Regions from separate parts of the Homo sapiens genome. Here region 2 is linked to region 1. Evidence: read pairs that join two places in POLR2A ChIA-PET (ENCODE). Cell type or tissue: MCF 10A. All regions are shown on one strand. Links, peaks and the distances in the headings refer to the core of each region. The heading gives the core; the rest is flanking DNA. Region 1 overlaps PTP4A2 (protein tyrosine phosphatase 4A2). Region 2 has its middle 9.6 kb from the start of KHDRBS1.

Evidence for each region. ChIA-PET counts read pairs that join two places held together with the same protein. Peaks named below come from ENCODE experiments on the same cell type or tissue, not always from the same donor. Only the 100,000 strongest peaks of a DNase experiment are listed, where the experiment ranks them.
Region 2: POLR2A ChIA-PET joins it to region 1 with 5 read pairs; 7 of 35 experiments call an interaction of 5 or more read pairs at or near these places.

The regions. Positions count from the first base shown.
Region 1 is chr1:31,898,349-31,909,008 of GRCh38, forward strand. It overlaps PTP4A2 (protein tyrosine phosphatase 4A2), which reads right to left. Exons shown (of 6, transcript NM_080391.4): 6 at 8,073-10,612. The coding sequence ends at 10,504. Among named protein-coding and RNA genes, the nearest start is that of PTP4A2, 35 kb to the right of the region's middle. In MCF 10A, for the core only: no CTCF peak of the experiment used is centred there; a DNase peak (open chromatin) is centred at 6,603.
Region 2 is chr1:31,998,963-32,009,622 of GRCh38, forward strand. No RefSeq gene overlaps it. Among named protein-coding and RNA genes, the nearest start is that of KHDRBS1, 9.6 kb to the right of the region's middle. RefSeq lists an enhancer at 9,256-9,815. In MCF 10A, for the core only: a CTCF peak has its summit at 4,785 (motif pointing left); a DNase peak (open chromatin) is centred at 4,799.

The sequences.
Region 1 (10,660 bases), core at 2,661-10,660:
CGGCCTCCCAAAGTGCTGAGATTATAGGCGTGAGCCACCACGCCCGGCCCAGGCCCAGATTCTAATACTGCCCCTGCCACCAACTTGCTATTACTTCACCTCCTGATTTTCTCATTTATAAAATGGGATTAGCAATGATGAAGCCTATGTAGTAGCCTATGAAGATTAAATTAGATCATGCACATGAAATTCTGAGCACAGTAGTACTCAACAGATGATGGCCAGTATTATCATTTTATTTCTCTATCTTCCTGACTGCCAGACCCCAAAACAGCAAAGGAAACAGAAGTAACATGGCTAATATCACACTTCTGTTAACCTGTTTGGGGTGGTTAGCAGGGTTGCAAGTAGTGAAGAGGATTCTATTTACTTTCATGTGCAAGTGTGATCTGTGGAGAAAATAAGAGGTAGGGGCGGTTTTACAAATCTTTCCCATGGCCAGATATCCCTGTAAATTAATCCTTTGAAATTAGCATGTAGGCCAGGTGCGATGGCTCACTCCTGTAATCTCAGCACTTTGGGAGGCCGAGGCAGGCAGATCACGAGGTCAGGAGATCGAGACCACCCTGGCTAACATGGTGAAACCCCGTCTCTACTGAAAATACAAAAACTTAGCCGGGTGTGGTGGCGGGCGCCTGTAGTCTCAGCTACTCGGGAGGCTGAGGCAGGAGAATGGCGTGAACCCGGGAGGCAGAGCTTGCAGTGAGCTGAGATCGTGCCACTGCATCCAGCCTGAGCAACAGAGCGAGACTCCGTCTCAAAAAAAGAAAAAAGAAACAAAGAAAGAAATTAGCATGTAGATATGCTGGATACCTTTTCATGTAGATCTGGGATCTGGTGGCTAAAAGGAAAGAATCTTCTACCCCATCCATCCGCTGCTCCCTTAGTTAAGGCCCCAACACTTCTGTCCTGAACTGCTGCAACTATCATCCACCCACCATCCATAAATGTCTCTCAGCTTCTAGTCTCTCCAATTCATTCTCATTCCTTCAGCTGATATTTGTTGCATGCATAGTACAAATCAGGAACTGGGTTTACATAACAGGTACGGTCTCTGATTTAAGGAGCTCCTTGAATAACTTTCTGAGAATAGATCTGACCACGTAGCTGCTGTGCTTACCAACCTTCATGGCTCCCCACCGCCCAAAGCGGATTCACAACTAGAGACTGATTCAGAATGATCTGGGTGGTACCTGGACGTGGACATTTTTAATAAACCACATAGTTGAATCTGATGTCTTCTCCAGATTGAGAAATGATCAATAAAGTTTCAAATTTCTTTCTTTCTGCCACCTCTGCCTCCTGGGCTCAGGCAATCCTCCCACCTCAGCCTCCCAAGTAGTTGGGACTACAGGTATGCACCACCATGCCTGGCTAATTTTTGTATTTTCTGTAGAGATGGGGTTTCACCATGTTAGCCAGGCTGGTCTCAAACTCCTGAGCTCAAGCAATCACTATCTGAAAATAGATTACTAATTTGTGTACCTGTTTATTCTCTGTCTTCTCCAGTAGAATGTAAGCCCTACCAGGGCAGAGCGTGTTTCTTGTTTCCCACTATATCCTCAGTGCCTAGAATAGTGTATAGGATGTAGCATAAATCACCACTCTACCTATAGGAGCTTCAGTCACAGCATTTAACATGCTATTTGTATAATCCCTTCTAGTCAAGGCTCTCTTGGTTATTAAGAAACTGACTCAAGCTATTTTAAACAAGGGGCGAGGGAAGGGACAGAAACCATCGAAAGGACTTCAGGGGACGACGTGCAGCTGGGCTTTATGAAAAAGAACTCTGAATTCAGGGGCATTGCTCCCCTAATCCCAGGCCACAGTCTCTTCTCTCTGCTCCCCTGGGCTGCTTCTCCGTCCTCCTTCCTCTGTCCTATGTCTACTCGTCTCACATATGACCCAACATACACATGGCCCTACTGGCCCCTCACATCCAAGAGTCTACCTCAGTTGAAATTGAGAATCTGGGCTGGGCACGGTGGCTCACGCCTGTAATCTCAGTACTCTAGGAGGCTGAGGCAGGTGGATCACTTGAGGTCAGGAGTTCGAGACCAGCCTGGCTAACATGGTGAAACTTCATCTCTACTAAAAATACAAAAATTAGCCAGGCCTCGTGGCATACACCTGTAGTCCCAGCTACTTGGGAGGCTGAGGCAGGAGAATCGCTTGAACCCGGGAGGCAGAGGTTGCAGTGAGCAGAGATCACACCACTGCACTCCCACCTGGGCAGCAGAGCAACACTACATCTCAAAAAAAAAAAAAAACGAGAATCTGCTGGCCAATGTCAGCAGTTGAGTCAACTGTCTATCCCTGATCCAATCATCTATGGCCTCGGGGGTAGACGGGGAGGTACAAGGAAGGGGTGTCTAGTACCTCTTCTACTCTGATGACAACCAAACCTGCCTAGCACAAATCCAAACCCTCCAGAGAGACCAAATCTTGCCCCTTCTCCCAAAAATACCATGCTCTTTCATACTTCCACTGCCTTGTATTATTTCCTCAACCTGAAATGTACTGTCCCCACATCAACCTTTTTTTGTAAGTGTACAACTTAGCAGCATTTAATGCAGTCACACTGTTATGCAACCATCACCACTGTCTAATCCCAGAACACTTTTATCACCACAGAAAGAAACCCTGTCCCCGCCCTAGCCCATGTAACCGTAATGTCTTCATTTCCCTTGTATATATGTAGAATTGAAAATTGTACATATTGGAATTGCTGGGTCATATGGCAAGTGTTTAACTTTTTGAGAAACTGCCAAACTGTTTTTCAAAAGTGACTGCACCATCGCTTTATATTATTACCAGCAATGTATAAAGGTTCCAACTTCTTCATACCCTTCCCAAGACTTGTTATGGTCCATCTTTTTTATGATAGCCATTCTGATGGATGGAACATGCTATCTCATTGTGTATCAACCTTTTCTATCTCATCCTTCAAAATCCAGCTCAAACATGCCCACTGCAGCATCTCCTGATGTGCTCCAGGGCAGTTTTAGTTACCCCCTAGTATCACAGTACCATAATTCGTCTATGTCTCTATCCATACCCATTCATTCAGTATCCACTGAGCACCTGCTGCATGCCAAGCACTATTTGAGGTGCTGAAGATACGGTGAACGAAACACAAAACAAAAAACAGCTATGCCTTTGTTGAGCTTATATTTTGGTGGGGGAAACAAATAATTAAAAGGTCGAGGCCGGGTGCAGTGGCTCACACCTGTCTGCAATCCCAGCACTTTGGGAGGCCGAGGCAGGCGTATCACCTGAGGTTGGGAGTTTGAGACCGGCCTGATCAACATGGAGAAACCCTGTCTCTACTAAAAATACAAAATTAGCTGGACGTGGTGGCACATGCCTGTAATCCCAGCTACTTGGGAGGCTGAGGCATGAGAATTGCTTGAACCCAGGAGGCGGAGTTTGCAGTAAGCCAAGATGGCACCATCACACTCCAGCCTGGGCAACAAGAGTGAAACTTTAAAAAAAAAAAAAAAAAAAAAAAAAAGAAGCTTGTGAGATGGTGGTAAGTATTACAGAGGACACTAAAGCTTAGTGGGACAAATAGGGTGGCCATGGAAAGCTTCACTCAAGCTAACATTTGAGCAAGAATTAAAGTTAAGTTTCCACTATGACACATCAGTGAGAGATGAGAGGGAGGTATTGGATATGGGTCTAGAATCCAGAGAATAGAGTCCAGGGAGATAGAACAGAAGTGTAGAAGCTAATGAGGAACCAGAAACCGAAACTGAGGTGTGGCAACTAAACTAGGTGAAAACTCAGGAGTGTAGTGTTCTAGAGGCAAAAACCTGTATTCGTTTTCTATTGGTGCTATAATAAATTATCTCAAACATTGTGGCTGAAAACAACACAGATTTACCCTACAGTTCTGTAGAAATCCTACATGCAACCAAAATCAAGGTGTTAGCAGGCTAAGTTCCTTCTTGGAGGCTGTTGGGCGAATCTGTTTCCTTGCCTTCTCCAGGTTCGAGGCTGCCGTCACTCCTTGGCTCCTGGCCCCTTCCCTCCACCTTCAAATAAATCTCTGATCCTTCTATCCTAGACACATCTCCCTCTGACCTCAGCTAGGAAAGGTTCTCTGCTTTTCGGATCCATGCTATTAGATCAGGCCTACCAAGATAATCCAAGATATTCTTCCCATCTCAAAATTCCGAACTTAATCACACCCACAAAGTCCCTTTGACATGTAGGATAACATTCACAGGTTCCAGGGATTTAGAACCTGGACATTTGAGGGGGGGTTAGGGGAGAAGGGCATTATTTTCCTACATGCAAATGAAGCATTTCAAAGAGGAAGTGGTCAACTGTACCATATGCTGACATGTCAAAGAAGTTATGAAGGTGGGCACAGTGGCTCATGCTCATCATCTCAGCGCTCTGGGAAGCGGAGGCAGGGGGATCATTTGAGACCAGGAGCTCAAGACCAGCCTGGGCAACATAAAAAGACTATGTTTTGGCCAGGCACGGTAGCTCACGCCTGTAATCCCAGCACTTTGGGAGGCCGAAGTGGAGGGATCACTTGAGGTCAGGAGTTCAAGACCAGCCTGGCCAACATGGTGAAACTCCATCTCTACTAAAAATACAAAAATTAGCTGGGCGTGGTGGCACGTGCCTGTAGTCCCAGCTACTTGGGAGGCTGAGGCAGGAGAATTGCTTAAACCCAGGAGGTAGAGATTGCAGTGAGCCGAGATCGCGCCACTGCACTCCAGCCTGGGCCACAGAGCAAGACTCCATGTCCTAAATAAATAAATAAATAAAGGCTATGAAGACTATGTCTCTCCAAAAAAAAAAAAAAAAAAAAATTTTTTTTTTTGAGACAGAGTTTCGCTCGTCACCCAGGCTGGAGTGCAATGGCACGATTCTCCTGCCTCAGCCTCCCGAGTAGCTGGGACTACAGGCATGCATCACCCTGCCTGGCTAATTTTGTATTTTTAGAAGAGACGGGGTTTCGCCATGTTGGCCAGGCTGGTCTCGAACCCCTGGCCTCAGGTGATCCGCCCGCCTCGGCCTCCCGAAGTGCTGGGATTACAGATGTGAGCCACCACACCCAACCAAAAAATTTTAATTAGCTGGGCACAGTGACATGCACGTGTAGTCCTAGCTACTCAGGAGGCTGAGGTAGGATCGTTTGAGCCCGAGTTCAAGGTTACGGTGAGCTATGATCATGCCACTACACTCCAGCCTGGGTGACAAAACAAGACCCTCAAAAAAAAGTTATGAGAATTGACCATCGATCGGGGTGATCCTTTTTTTTTTTTTTTTTTTTTTTTTTTTAGACAGTCTTACTCTGTTGACCAGGTAGGAGCACAGAAGCATAATTTTGGCTCACTGCAACCTCTGCCTCCCAGGTTCAAGCGATTCTCGTGCCTCAGCCACCCAGAGTAGCTGGGATTACAGGCGTGTGCCACCACATCCAGCTAATTTTGTATTTTCAGTAGAGACGGGGTTTCACCATGTTGGGAGGCTGGTCTTGAACTCCTGGCCTCATGTGATCTGTCTGCCTTGGCCTCCCAAAGTGCAGGCATGAGCCACTGCACCCAGCCTCTGGCGATCTTTAACACGGGCTGTTCTGTGGAGTCAAAATCCTCATTGGTGCAAGCTCAAAGGAGAGAAGTAGAGAGCATAGATAGATAATTCTCAACTTGTACTAGAGAAGAGCAAAGAAGCGGGATGACAGCTGAAGGGGCAGATGCGGGGTCAAACAAGGATTTTTTTAAAATATGGAATACTAGCATGTTTATAAGCTCATGGGAATGATCTAGTAGGGGGAAAAGTTAATGAGCAGGACAGAGAAGGAAAATGGCTACACCTCTGGGCCCTTTGAACAGGTTAAGGGATGGAATTTAGCACACAAGTGGAAGAGCTTGCCTTAAATAGGGCAAGGACAGGCCGGGCAGTGGCTCATGCCTGTAATCCCAGCACTTTGGGAGGCCAAGGTAGGCAGATCATGAGGTCAGGAGTTTGAGACCAGCCTGACCAATATGGTGAAACCCCGTCTCTACTAAAAATACAAAATTTAGCTGGGCTTGGTGGCATGTGCCTGTAATCCCTGCTACTCAGGATGCTGAGGCAGGAGAATCGCTTGCTCCCGGGAGGCGGAAGTTGCAGTGAGCTGAGATTGCGCCACTGTACTCCAGCCTGGGTGACAGAGCAAGACTCAGTCTCAAAAAAAAAAAAAAAAAAATTGGGCAAGGACAGTCTGCCTATAGTAACTAAAAGACAGTAGCACAGATGCAGGTGGGTGAGTAGATGTGATGGGAGGAGCTTGTGAAAATTTTATTTCTAAGTTTTAAAAAGTCATAAGCTGAGAGGATGGCAAAGGTGTTAAAAATTTAAGAGAAAGTGTAAATGGGATAGAGAAATGTACTAGGATTGAGAGGTTTTGAGGCTCATGTGAGGTCATAGCTTTAGTTTTCAAGACAGGGTCTCACTATGTTGCCCAGGATGGAGTGCAGTGGCTGTTCACGGGCACAATCATTTCACAATGTAGCCTCAAAACTCCTGGGCTCAAGTGATTCTCTTGCCTCAGCCTCCTGAGTAACTGAGACTTAATAGGCGCGTACCACCTGGCCCGGGGAGGTCATGACCTTAGAGAGACTGAATCAGCATGTTCAGTTGTGTAAGTACTTAAGTGCACAGAAAGTGGAGTACTGAACTTAACCAAAAATGGATTTTAGCCAGGGAAGTACAATGCAACAAGAGATGGGGCAAGGCTGAAAAGCTGATTGTCACAGTGCATCACAGAACCTAAGCTAGGTAATGAAGGACATGAAGAAGTGAAAAGAGGTGAAGAGAAGTGGCAGGATCAATGAATTCTGAGACTCGTCTCGCTGTCACCCAGGATGAAGTGCAGTGGCACAGTATCAGGTCACTGCAACCTCAGCCTCCCATGTTCAAGCAATCCTCTCACTTCAGCCTCCCGAGTAGCTGGGACTGTAGTCCAGATGGTAGTGCGCCACGACACCCAGTTACTTTTTGTATTTTTTGTCAAGTTGGGGTTTGGCCATGTTGCCCAGGCTGTGGATCAATGATCTATAAATAGTACTATAACCACCCACTGTAACTGTTTTATGTCTACATATCTGACACCCCCTCCAGACTGAGGTACTCCAAAGTGAAATGAGTGTCGTATCTTTTCCTAGTATCTGAGCATGTTGTTACCTGGGTGGATGGATGCTTACCCATAGTGAAAGGGAAATTCCACACTCCCAAATCCTGATATATTAATACAGAGCTGTTACTTCCTCATTGTTCTTTAATACGAATTCAAGTACAAAGTTGCAATGCTTCACCAAAACCTATGGTATAAATAAGCTGGGTGCAGTGAGAGACTACTCAGAATGGCCATAGTATATGCGATTATTGACTCTGTGAATAGCCACTGCACTCCAGCCTGGGAAGCACTACACGACTCTGTCTCTAAAAAATAATAATCTATGGTATAAACCAAGCCTTTGACAAGATGCTGAATTCCTACAGGGTTGTATACAAGAACTGAACCAGAAAATGTACTAGATGTATCCCAGCTATGGTTAAGTTGGCTCTTCCTGAACACCTCAGTGACATAAAATCTTTGAATTTCCAAGCCTCTATTTTACCTCCTTGCAGTAAACTAGCAGGACCCAAAACAGTCCTTGAAAATAGCAGGCAAAGAAAGGGGAACAGATGTAAGTGAAATTTTGGTTTTGTTGTTGTTGTTTTGGGACAGGGTGTCTGTCACCAAGGCTGGAGTATAGTGGCATGATCACAGCTCACTACAGCCTCAACCTCTTGGGCTCAAGTGTTCCTCTCACCTCAGCCTCCCAAGTAGCTGAGACTGCAAGCACACACCACCATGCCCAGCTAATTATTAAACATTTTTTTTTTGTAGAGATGGACTCAACACATTACCCAGGCTGGTCTTGAACTCCTGGGGCTCAAGTGATCCGCCTGCCTTGGCCTTCCGAAGTGCTGGGATTATAGGCATGAGCCACTGCACCCAGCTTAAACTCCGCTTTATAAGCACAGACATAAACTCTTGAGGATGGAGGAAAAAAATGCACAAAGAGCGTGTAAAATATGTTTTATTGTTCTTTAAAAGGGTTCAGGGTTTGGTTTTAAATCAGGCTGCACACCTTTCAAATCAATCTGACATCTCTCTATGTCAAACTGGCTTCAGCTAGCAATACTTCATTAAATCGAAAAGAAAAAAATTGCTTTAAGGAAAAAAAATCCAGTTTTAAGAACAATTAACATTAGTCTTTAAAATAAAAGGAGGGCTAATGTTTCATGTTGCTTTATACATCCTTCTCCTCAATACAGAACCAGGAATGTAATTTTCCTAACTCAGGCAGGCACTGATACTGATGGACACTGCGCGTGCACACACACACACACACATACACACACACACACACACACACACACACACACCCCCTCCCCCCAAACAACAAAATTCAGAGTATGTCAAAGGAAAAAGGTTTGTTATTGTATTGATCAAAACCCAGTGGAATCAACACCATCTATCTTAGCTTAGCAGGTATGCTGTTTTGATCTTGAGTCTATATTAATGGAATCTATTGTTGCATTCTGAAATAAAGAATTTTGGATATACCATTATGTTTTAAAGTCCTAGAAACAATTTCGAAAAGCATTATTTTGTTTTGTTTTCTGGGATGGGAGAGGAGAGAATCTACAGATTTGCGTTTAGTTAAAAATCAAAACTCCAGCATAGGAAATAGGCAGTTCACATAGCCGGTCAACATGTGAGGTATCATCAGTGTGAGACAAGGTCCCGGTCTGTTCCTATTGGCCTAGCTGACGCTAACAAAATGGGAGGCTTATGGCTCTGCACAGCAAATTCCAGCAGGACAAGATGACTTTAAGCCCGTATTCAGAGCCCTAGAAGCAGGGCACTACTGAGTACGTAATATTTAGAGGTGAAAATAGTGCAAGAGCCCCTGATGGTGCCCCTCTACCTGCTTTGTCCATGCAGCCTGATCATAACTGCCTTCCACAAAGGAGCAGAAAAACAGCTTTTCTAGATCAGTACACTAAACCCAGCCAAGAATCTGCAAAAATGCTACTACACCGCTTCACAAGCAACACAGTCCCTTCACTACTCATTGGGTTGCACGATGTCTCTCTTCTACCCTGTTATGGCCTGTGGACACATACTCACTAGGCATCATTGTTGGTTTTAAACCAGGGATTTTTTTTTTTTAATCTCAAAAAACCTAGTAATAACAAGGCAATCAGTGGTTAAACTGAACTTTACATATAGGGGGCAGTTTGGAAAACACATACCACAAGCATTTCTCAAGTCGAAAATATGTGAATTTGCTGCTGCTCCTTTGACGGTTCCTGAAAATTCAGAGTACAAGTCCTAAAATAAAAATTTTAAGCTACCAGCATTCTCTGATACTAGACAGAAAATCAGAGTAACGCTACAGCCCACAATTCTACAGGGTGTAAAAAGTACGCTCACTGCCTGGACATCTTTATTGATGGCCTGGAGTCCTCCCTTTTAGAAGACAAGTTTCTGGGATAACCACTTAGCTTCATTGGTTAGGGAAGAGAAGAATTCGACTCTCAGGTAAGTTGAGAAGAGACTCCTCTTAAAATGCCATTTCTCCACTAATTTATCAAAATAAAAACAAAACAAAAGGCTCTTGGCTACTTTGCCTAGTATTAGATAGGGTTTTGAAGAAACTAACATGAACACCCTTTCATCAGTAAAGACTAAAAACCACCTGGAAAATATATATATATATATATATATTATATTATATATATATATATATATATATATATATATATATATATATATATATATATATATATATATATATATCACTGCTGTTTTTTTGGTGTTGTTTTTTGTTTTTTTTTTTTTTTTATCTAAAAGTGCCCAGGTGGGCTTAAGGCTGCCAGACTGCACGCACATCTACAGCAACAAGGGCTTCTATTCCATCTACAACTTGGATCGGGGGAAAAGGGAGATGTAGGAGAGGAAGGAAAAAAGAGGGGAAAAATATACCACCAACCCTCCCCCACAAAAAAAGGGAAAAAAAAAATCCCACCACAGGGAGATCTATGTGCCAAGCATAATGGAAGAGTGTGCTCCCCAAACAGATGGTTTTGCACAGGCTAATGTTCTGCTGGTTTTCCTTAGAGACCTATTTTGAAAAAGTTTAAAAAGACAGGAGATTTCAAAATAATTCAATCCTGGCAGAAATTCAAACTCCAAAACTAGGAGCAAAATCATCCTTCACTGAATTAATTCCTTTTCTCTTTCTCTTTTCTTAAACATTTTATTCATTTTATAGAGAGATTTCTTTTTTGTTTGCTTTTGTTCCAATCATTAGGAGAGTGGTTGAGGAGTACTGAATCCATCACTACTTTGATGACACAGGTAATATTCCAGATTCACATTTCCAGGTACCAAGAGTTCCCTCTAAATGGCACAATCAAGTCAGCCTTCGTTTACATTTCCTTCTACTGAACACAGCAATGCCCATTGGTATCTCTGAAGCGTAATCGCATCTTAGGTCGGTATTTCTCCAAATAAAGCAGCTGTTTGGAATTGAACGCTCCCCTTCTTTTTCTGAAAATACAAGAATGGCAAACTTTATCATGTAAAAAAAGAGCTGTC
Region 2 (10,660 bases), core at 983-8,982, 99 kb after region 1:
AGTGAGCCGAGATTGTGCCATTGCACTCCAGCCTGGGTGACAGAGCGAGACTCCATCTCAAAAAAAAAAAAAAAAACTTAAAGTAGGCCTCAAGTCTCTTTACTACACTCTACCTCTGGGCTGTGGCCTCACTGATGATAGGATGTAAGTGGTCTCAGGCAGTTTTTCGGGTAGTCCTTTTCCGATACTCAGAGACTAAAAACATCTTGATTTTTCCCTCCTTTGTTCCTTTTCACCTAGGTAGGAAGTGGGCATGGTAGCTCACACCGGAAATCCCAGCACTCTGGAAGGCCAAGGCAGGTGGATCATTTGAGGTCAGGAGTTCGAGACCAGTTTGGCCAACATGGTGAAACCCTGTCTCTACTAAAAATACAAAAATTAGCCGGACATGGTGGTGCACACCTGTAGTCCTAGCTACTCAGTAGGACCAATATGCTCTCTTCTTTATCAACACTGAGTATAATATCAGATTCAAAGTTTCAGCTCAGCAGTTGATTGTTAAGACTGACTTGAGAGTAGGGAGAAAGGCAGGTGAGAGTTGGGCAGGCCCAACCATGAACCATGTCATTCCACTGCTGAAAAACCTTTGAATGCCTTTCCTATGCAAACTTAAGAGGCTTATAAGAATAAAATAGGCCAAGCACGGTAGATGGCCAGGTGCAGTGGCTCACGCCTGTAATCCCAGCACTTTGGGAGGCTGAGGCAGGCAGATCACCTGAGATCAGGAGTTTGAGACCAGCCTGGCCAACATGGCAAAACCCTGTCTCTACTAAAAATACAAAAATTAGCTGGGCGTGGTGGTGGGTGCCTGTAATCCCAGCTATTTGGGAGACTGAGGCAGGAGAATCACTTGAACCCAGGAGGCGGAGGAGGTTGCAAGGAGCCGAGATCACACCACTGCACTCCACCCTGGGTGACAAGAGCGAAACTCTGTCTCAAAAAAAAAAAAAAAAAAAAAAAGAATAAAATAAACTTAGACCAATCTCTTTTTTAACAGGATATAAACCCCTAAGATAGGTAGGTCCTCTGAACTACAGGTAGGTCCTCAAACAACCAAGTTCTCTCTTCGCTCTACAACCTCTCATGTGTCTGGGATGCGCTTCTCCAGCCCTTTACCTGGCTAACTCCTGAGGTCCTTTAAGTTCAGCCTAGATGACACCTCCTCCAGGAAGCATTCCTTAACCTGAGACTGGGTTAGGTGACCCTCCTCTGTACTCCTATAACACCTTGTACTTAATCTTATTCTTATTATTTTACCCACTCTGCTCTGCAACTGCCAGTGTATTTATCTGTGTTGCCCCCCGCAATCATCAGTATCCTGAGGATAGGAACCCACATCTTATTCACCATTATATCCTTAGCCTCTAGCATAGTTCTGGCACATAGTAAATGCTCAATAAGTAAATATTTGTTGCATATTTAGTGTAGTAGTCTCCTAATTGGTCCTCATGGTTTCGTTTTTCTCCCAATTTCTACACAACAGCTAGAGAAAGCTCAGCACAGCCTACAAGGCCATGCAGCATTGTGACCCTACCTACCTCACCCACCTCATTTCTACCTGCTTGTGCTCACTGTCTTCCCCAGCCATACGGCCTTTCTTTTTTTTCTTAGAATTCACTTCACCAGTACCTGTCTTAGGGTAGCTGCACTCGCTGCACCGTTTGTCCAGAGAGCTCTTCCCCTAGTACTTGCCATGGCTGGCTTCTTCTCCCCGATCAGGAACCCCCGAGAGAGACCTTCCTGGACCATCCTACTTAAAGTAGCAACCCATCCCTTCTCAGTCACTCTATCACAGTATCTTGTTTTATCTTTTTTTTTTTTTTTTTCTGAGACTAGGTGTGCACCACCGCTCCCAGCTACATTTTGTATTTTTAATAGAGACGGGGTTTCACCATGTTGGCCAGGCTGGTCTCAAACTCCTGACCTCGGGTGATCTGCCCACCTCAGTCTCCCAAAGTGCTGGGATTACAGGCATGGGCCACCACACCTGGCCATTTTATCATCTTTCTAGAACTTATTTCTACCCTGTTTACTTGGTGTTTATCTGTCTCCCCTATGTAGAAAGCAGCACAAAAGCAGGAACCCTGTCTATCCTGTTTACCGCTTACCCCACATCCAGTACAATGGCTGGCATCTATTCGGTAGGTATGTAATAAATATTCATTGAATGAATTAATGCATGCATGCCTCATGAATGGAGCAAATGCTGCCTTCGAAGTAGTCACCTTGGGCGGGTGTGTCTATCCTTGCTCTGACAGTGCCATATTGCTCAAAGGTATTTTGGGGCCTTATCTTTTAGAACTGACTTCAGGATCACTTCAAAAGTTACACAAGCTCTTAGACAAGATGGCATGAAGAAAAAAGTTACAGAAGAAAACTAGATTCACAGCTGGGCATGGTGGCTTATATCTGTAATCCCAGCACTTTGGGAGGCTGAGGCAGAGGGTCGCTTGAGTCCAGGAGTTAAAGAACAGCCTGGTCATGGCAGTGAAACCCCATCTCTACAAAAGAAACAAATTTAAATTAACTGGGCATGATGGTACGTGCCTGTTGTCCCAGCTACTGGGAAGACTGAAGCAGGAGGATCGCTTGAGCTCAGGAGTTTGAGGCTGTGAGCCATGATTGTGCCACTGTACTCAGCCTGGGCAACAGAGTGAGACCTTGTCTCAAAAATAAAAAATAAATAAAATTTGTCACCTGTGTCAATATTTTGAAGAATAAACTTTAGGCTCTAAAGGGAATTTGCAAAGGGAAATTCAGGCACCTCTCATTCTGATGTGTAAGTTCTCCAGTGTTATGTTACTTCTAAAAGATCATCTTGTTTTACAGTGAAACTTCTTTTTTCTTTAAGACAAAGTCTCGCTCTGTCACCCAGGCTGGAGTGCAGTGGTGCGATCTTGGCTCACTGCAACATCTGCATCCTGGGCTTAATTGATTCCCCTGCCCCAGCCTCCCCAGTAGCTGGGATTACAGGTGCACGCCACCATGCCCTACTAATTTTTGTATTTTTAGTAGAGACGAGGTTTCACCATGTTGTTCAGGCTGGTCCTGAACTCCTGACCTCAGGTGATATGCCTGCCTTGGCCTCCCAAAGTGCGGGAAGTGAAACTTTATACACTAAGACAACAGCGTTTTCACTTTTGGACTGCTTTCTCATTTTAGTGATTTTTGAAACAGTTCCATTGTGAATAATTCAATTTCTAGGAAAAAAAAACACAATGGTATTTACGTTAGAAGGCATCTCAGGGTCTAAACAATTGCTTCCTTCTCTCCTACAAGAATCACTCCAATCTGATAACTTTGCTATTCTCAAGCATCTCACAGATTCTCACCAGTTTGTGCCCCTCTTTCTGTTCTTTCCTCTGACAAAATAGACCTTCTATCCTTTACCCCAGTCCCTAGTAAAATTGTATTCTTCTTTCTAGGCCCTGCTCAAACATTTGCCTTCCAGAATTCCCACCCCATCTAAACTTCCTTCAGAATTAATTCCATTATTTGCCGGGCATGGTGACTCACGCCTGTAATCCCAACACTTTGGGTGGCCAAAGTGGGTGGATCACTTGAGGTCAGGAGTTCAAGACAAGCCTGGCCAACATGGCAAAACCTGGTCTCTCCTAAAAATACAAAAATTAGCCAGGCGTGGTGGCGCATGCCTGTAATCCCAGCTACTTGGGTGGCTGAGGCATGATAATCACCTGAAGTTAAGGTTGCAGTGAGCTGAGATCACACCACTGCACTCCAGCCTGGGCAACAGAGCGAGAGTGTTTCAAAAAAAAAAAAAAAAAAGAATTAATTCCATCATCCCCTTACTTCCCACTTCCCACACCAGCTAGTATAAGCACCATGAGGGCAGGTGCAATATCTGTCTTTTTCATGACTATGTCCCCAGGACTGAGCACAGTGTCTGGCACATGGTACATGTTCAAAATATATTTGTTAAATGAATAAATGCTTCTCCATTCTATTATCTTGCATATATTACTTAGTTGTTGTTGTTGTTGTTGTTGTTTTTGAGATGGAGTCTCGCTCTGTCGCCCAGGCTGGAGTGCAGTGGGCATGATCTCGGCTCACTGCAACCTCCAGGTCCCAAGTTCAAGCGATTCTCCTGTCTCAGCCTCCCATGTAGCTGGGACTGCAGGCACCTGCCACTACACCCGGCTAATTTTTGTATTTTTAGTAGAGATGGGGTTTCACCATGTTGGTCAGGCTGGTCTCGAACTCCTGACCTCAGGTGATCCACCCGCCTCGACCTCCCAAAGTGCTGCAATTACAGGTGTAAGCCACCGCACCCAGCCTATTATTTAGTTCTTTAAATGCCTTCCTTTCCCTCAAGACTGCCAGTTTCTTCTACAGTGAGGTCCACAGCTTTACTCATCTTTTATCTCTCTGAGGCATGAAGAGGACAGAGGTGAGCCTGAGCCCAGAAGGTGGCATTTATTTTGCTAAAATTCCAAAGGTTGCTCTCAGATCAGCCAGCATCACAGTGGATTCCTTTGCTTTTATATTCTCTTTGAGCCCAAACTAAGCTTCTAATGTGAAAGGGTGGCCCTAAGTTCTGAATATTATCCCCCTCCCCAGCCCCAGGCCTGAGCCTGACTGAGCCCAAATATAGTGTCCCTTGGGTCTACATATCTCCAAATTGAGGGTGAACTCCCTTCTCTCCCTGGGCTTCTCTGACTGCCATTGCAGTCTCCTCTCCCATTCCACGACCAGAATGATCTAGGACAGGATCACTACCTCAATCAAACGCTTAAAGAGGCAGGCTGGTAGCATAAACGCCTGGGGAGTTAGAGGTAGTGCCATCTAAAGGCAGAAGCTAGTTATTGCTTGGAGGAGTATGAGCCCAGAACTCCTGTACGTCCCTAGAACATCTGATGTTTCAAGAAAAACCAGAAATCCAGAACTTTTTAAAAAATATGAAATCTCCTAATGTTTAAGTATTGGCAACTAATTCAATTTTTTAAAGTTAGGTAGGCCTAATTTTATTTTATTTTATTTTATTTTATTTTATTTTATTTTATTTTATTTTATTTTTTGAGATGGAGTCTCACTGTGTTGCCCAGGCTGGAGTGCAGTGGCACAATCTTGGCTCACTGCAACCTCCACCTCCCAGGTTCAAGCAATTCTCTGCCTCAGCCTCCCAAGTAGCTGGGATTACAGGTGCCTGCCACCACGTCCGGCTAATTTTTGTATTTTTAGTAGAGACGGGGTTTCACCATCTTGGCCAGGTCGGTCCTGACCTTGTGATCTACCCGCCTCGGCCTACCAAAGTGCTGGGATTACAGGCGTGAGCCACTGCGCCCGGCCTAGATAGGCCCAATTTTAAAACATATGGATAGGCTAAATCTAACCTGTGAGCTGTGGTGTTCTTCCCTCCTTTCCGCGTCTGACCACGTTATCTCACTGTTCTCCACTGGCACTCTATCTCCTTATCTGAGCATCAAGACTCAGACTACCTTTTTTTTTTTTTGAGACGGAGTCTCGCTCTGTCACCCAGGCTGGAGTGCAGTGGCGCGATCTTGGCTCACTGCAAGCTCCGCCTCCCGGGTTCACGCCATTCTCCTGCCTCAGCCTCCTGAGTAGCTGGGACTACAGGCGCCCGCCACCGCGCCCGGCTAATTTTTTTTGTATTTTTAGTAGAGACGGGGTTTCACCATGTTAGCCAGGATGGTCTCAATCTCCTGACCTCGTGATCCACCCGCCTCCGCCTCCCAAAGTGCTGGGATTACAGGCGTGAGCCAGCCCGCCCGGCTCAGACTACCTTTTGGCCTTATCTCCTGCCATCTTCCATGAGCCCCTCCCCACTCATCCAAATCTAGCTCATATCCCGCAACTTGCCATTCCAGGGACCCACACCAAGTTTTGTAAAGTTTTGTTGTCTTTGCATGTGCTGTTCCTATTGATATTCATTGAGTCAACAAATATTTACTGATCAGCCAATCCAGACCAGCACTGTGCTGGGGACATAACCTTAAACACCAGAAACAAAGTTCCTGCTCTCATAGAGCTTACATTTGAGTTGCAGAGATGGAGGTTACTCAAATAATCACAAAGAGGTAAATTTTTGTGTGGTTTTTTTTTTTTTTTTTTTGAGATGGGGTATCACTCTGTCACCCAAGATGGAGTACAGTGGCATGAGCTCGGCTCACCGCAACCTCCACCTCCTGGGCTCAAGCAATCCTCCCACCTTAGCCTCCCAAGTAGCTGGGACCACAGGCTCACATCACTACACCCAGTGAATTTTTTTTTTTTTTTTTTTTTGGTAGAGACAGGGTTTCGCCATGTTGCCCAGGCTGGTCTCGAACTCCTGAGCTCAAGTAATCCACCCACCTTGGCCTCCCAAAATGCTGGGATTACAGGAATGAGCCACCACATCCAGCCCCAAAGAGGTAAATTTAAAAGGTGCTGTTTTAGGAAGGAGCCATGAAAGCATGTAACAAAGGGAGCTAAGCCAATCTGCACTAGGGGGCCTGGACACCTTCCCTGAAGAAGTGGCAATTGACTATATCGGAAGAATATATAGGAATTACAGTAGCTAAAGAAAAGAGGAGTAGCTAAAGAAAGAAAAGACAAGGGACTGGATTGGAGGAAGGGGGACAGTGATTGGAGTTTTAAGCTAAGGAACCAGAATGGGTGTGGTCGAGAGGAAGCAGGAGTCTGGCTTATTTGAGGAACTGAAAAAGGCCAGGGTTGCTAAGCACAGGAACCAGGGAGGAGAATGGCATGAGATGAGGTAAGAAAGCCATGTGTAGCTGGGCACAGTAGCACCTGTAGTCCCAGCTACTTGGGAGGCTGAGGAAGGAGGATCATTTGAGGCCAGGAGTTGGAGGCTGCAGTGAGCTATGATGGCGCCACTGCATTCCAGCCTGGGCAATACAGTGAGACCCGATCTCTATAAAAAAAGAAAAGAAAGGCATACAGGTAGGGGCAGGTCAAACATGTTAACAGGACTCAGGTCTTTATCCTAAAGGCAATAGGAAAAATACTATTCTGGCTTCTGGGTTGAAAATAGAAAAGGGGAAAAGGAGTGGAAGTAGGGGACCAGGTCAGAGGTGGCAGAAGTTCAAGAGAGGCATTATGGCACTTCAGCTGGAGGCAGAGGCAGGGGAGACAGAGAAATGTGGATGGGATTTTCAGTATTTATGAGGTAAGCAACAAAGGACTTAAGAATGGTTTGTATGTGGTGGGGGTAGAGTGATGAGGCAGAGGAGGGAAGTCAGAACAAGTCTCAGATATCCAGGGTGTGCAGTGAGTTAGGGGTGCTGTTCCCTAAGATACAGACACTGAGGAGGAGCAGGTCAGTGGCAAAGGGCAGAGTGGGAGTTTGTTTGTTTATTTATTTATTTATTTTGAGACAGTCTTTCTCTGTAACCCAGGCTGGAGTGCAGTGGTGCGATCTCGGCTCACTGCAACCTCCACCTCCCAGGTTCAAGCAATTCTCCTGCCTCAGCATCCCGTGTAGCTGGGATTAAAGGCAGGTGCCACCACACCTGGCTAATTTTTGTAGTTTTAGTAGAGACGGGGTTTTGCCATGTTGGCCAGACTCGTCTCGAACTCCTGACCTCAGCTGATCCACCCACCTCAGCCTCCCAAAGTGCTGGGATTGGGAGCCACTGCGCCCAGCCTATCTATTTATTTATTTTTGAAATGGAGTTTCACTCTTGTTGCCCAGGCTGGAGTGCAATGACGCGATCTTGGCTCACTGTAACCTCCACCTCCCAGGTTCAAGCGATTCTCCTGCCTCAGCCTCCCAAATAGCTGGGATTACAGGTGCCCGCCACCATGCCTGGGTAATTTTTATTTTTTATTTATTATTATTATTATTATTATTTTAGATGAAGTCTCGCTCTGTCGCCCAGGCTGGAGTGCAGTGATGCAATCTCGGTTCACTGCAACCTCCACCTCTTGGGTTCAAGCGATTCTCCTGCCTCAGCCTCCCGAGTAGCTGGGATTACTGGCGCCCACAACCACACCTGGCTAATTTTTGTATTTTTAGTAGATATGGGGTTTCACCATGTTGGCCAGGCTGGTCTAAAAACTCCTGACCTCAGGTGATCTGCCTGCCTTGGCCTCCCAAAGTGCTGGGATTGCAGATGTGACCCACTGCACCTGGCAAGCAGCTCACTTTCTGGTTAGCAGGACAGGCAGGAAAAAAAAAAAAAAGATGATTATAATGCAAACATCACACAAGCCTCAGTGGTCTGTGGATTCAAACAAAGCCACGTGAATGCTAATCATCCCAAGTTCCTGTTCTTGCCCCAGCAAAGTCTCCTTCAAGTATTTCTGGGATTTCTCTAGGGACTTTTCACACAAGGCTATCACTGGTCACATCAGCCTTGCTCTGATCCCCTCTGCCCCTACCAAAGGTGCCTACTGTGGGAGTGCCTGATGACCCTGTGGGCAGGACTCAGACTATTATGAGGGTGGCAAAGGGCAAGCCTCAAAGTGAGTGACTCCTTCAAATCTGCGGGCCCCATGTTCTCTTTCTGCGCTGGAGCAGGCCGGAGAGAGGAAAAGTTCCATGAAAGGGGAGCTGGGCCCAGAGCAGCACCGCTAATGCCTGCAGTTTGGGTTCTACTGGGGACATGTTGAGTTTGAGGAGCCTCTGAGACATCCAGATGAGGATGTCAGGGATGCAATTGGCTTTCTGGATTTGGAATTCAGAAGTTTGAGTTGGAGATCTGAATTCCAGAGCTGTAAACATGGAGGAAGGAGTACCGGCACAGGACCAAGCTTTGCTGAACTCCCAACATTTAAATGCCCTGGCCCTCCCTCCACCTGGCCACTTCCCAAATACTCAGCTTTCCTACCTCATCTGGGCAGTTGGTCAGTCACTCTCTCCTGTGCATACCTATGTGTCTCTGCACAGTCTTCTATTACAACACCTTTCATTCTACATGGCAACTTGATTTACATATTTGTCTCCTTGAGAGTAGGGACTTTCTCTTAATGTTGAATTTTGGTCTCCCCATCTCCTTCCCCTTCCCTCCACATATTTGGCACCAAGTAGGTGTTTAAAATTGAACAAATGAACTACACTTTTTTTCTTTTCCTTTCTTTTCTTTTTCTTTTTCTTTTCTTTTTTTTTTTTTTTTTTTTGACAGTCTCGCTGTGTCACCCAGGCTGGAATGCAGTGGTGTGATCTCGGCTCACTGCAACCTCCATCTCGTGGGTTTCAGCAATTCTCTGCCTCAGCCTCCCGAGTAGCTGGGATTACAGACACCCACCACCACGCCCAACTAATTTTTGTATTTTTAGTAGAGACGGGGTTTCACCATCGTGGCTAGCCTGGTCTTGAACTCCTGACTTTGTGATCCACCAGCCTCAGCCTCCCAAAGTGCTGGGATTACAGGCATGAGCCACCGCGCCACCTGAACTACACTCTTGGAAGAGAAACTCTCCTGCCCAGGGCTGGGGCCTTTTGTCTCCTGGGAACTGGCTGCAATGCAGGAGAGGTAGATGGGGCCTGCAGATCTCCCACCTGCTGAGATCACACAGGTCAGGAGCTCTAGGCAAGTTTCAGTCCTTCTAGTCATTCCCGTAGGGATTCATGTGAAAGTGAAAGTCTGCAGTAGGGTACTCAATAAATGTGTGTGGTGATCATAACAATGGCCAATATTGCTTATGAAGTACCTACTAATTGCCAGCCTCTGTGCTAAGTGCTTTATAGATACTATCATGTTAACCCTGTATGTGTTAACCCTAACAGCCCTGGGGCAGGCATTGTTATATCCTCTGTTTTTGGTTTGTTTGTTTGTTTGTTTGTTTTGAGACAGAGTCTTGCTCTGTCGCCCAGACTGGAGTGCAGTGGCGCGATCTCGGCTCACTGCAACCTCCGCCTCCCAGGGTCCAACGATTCTCCTGCCTCAGGTTCCCGAGTAGCTGGGATTACAGGTGCGCACCACCACGTCCGGCTAATTTTTTTACTTTTAGTAGAGATGGGGGTTTCACCATGTTGGCCAAGCTGGTCTCGAACTCCTGAACTCATGATCCACCCGCCTTGGCCTCCCAAAGTGCTGGGATTACAGGCGTGAGCCACCGCGCCCGGCCATCTCTGTTTTATCAAGGAGAGGGAAGAGGAGTCTGAGCTAGTGTGATGGTTAATTTTCGGTGTCAACTTCACCGGATTAAGGAATACCCAGAGGACTGATAAAGCATTATTTCTGGGTGTGTCTGTGAGTGTGTTCCCAGAAGAGAGTGGCCTGTGAGTGGACTGAATGGTACAGATCCGCCCTCAATGTGGGCGGGCGCCAGCTAATGGGCTAGGGCCCAGAATGAACACAAAAGGCAAAGAAGGGATTTCCTGTCTCTCTTCCTGGAGCTAGGACACTCTTCTTCTCCTGTCCTTAGACATTAGATCCCCATGCTCTTCAGCCCTTGGACTCCAGGACTTACACCAGCAGCCCCTGGGTTCTCAGGCCTTCATCCTCTAAGCATCACACCACTGGCTTCCTTGGTTCTGAGGATCTCAGATTTGGACTGAGCCACACGACCGGCTTGCCAGGGTCTCCAGCTTGCAGAAGGCCTCCAATGGGACTTCTCAGCCTCCATAATCATGTGAACCAATTGCCCTCACAAGTCCCCTCTTGAATGTGTACATCTATCTATATACTGTATTTATTCTGTCTCTCTAAAGAATCCTGACTAATGCAGCAAAGCA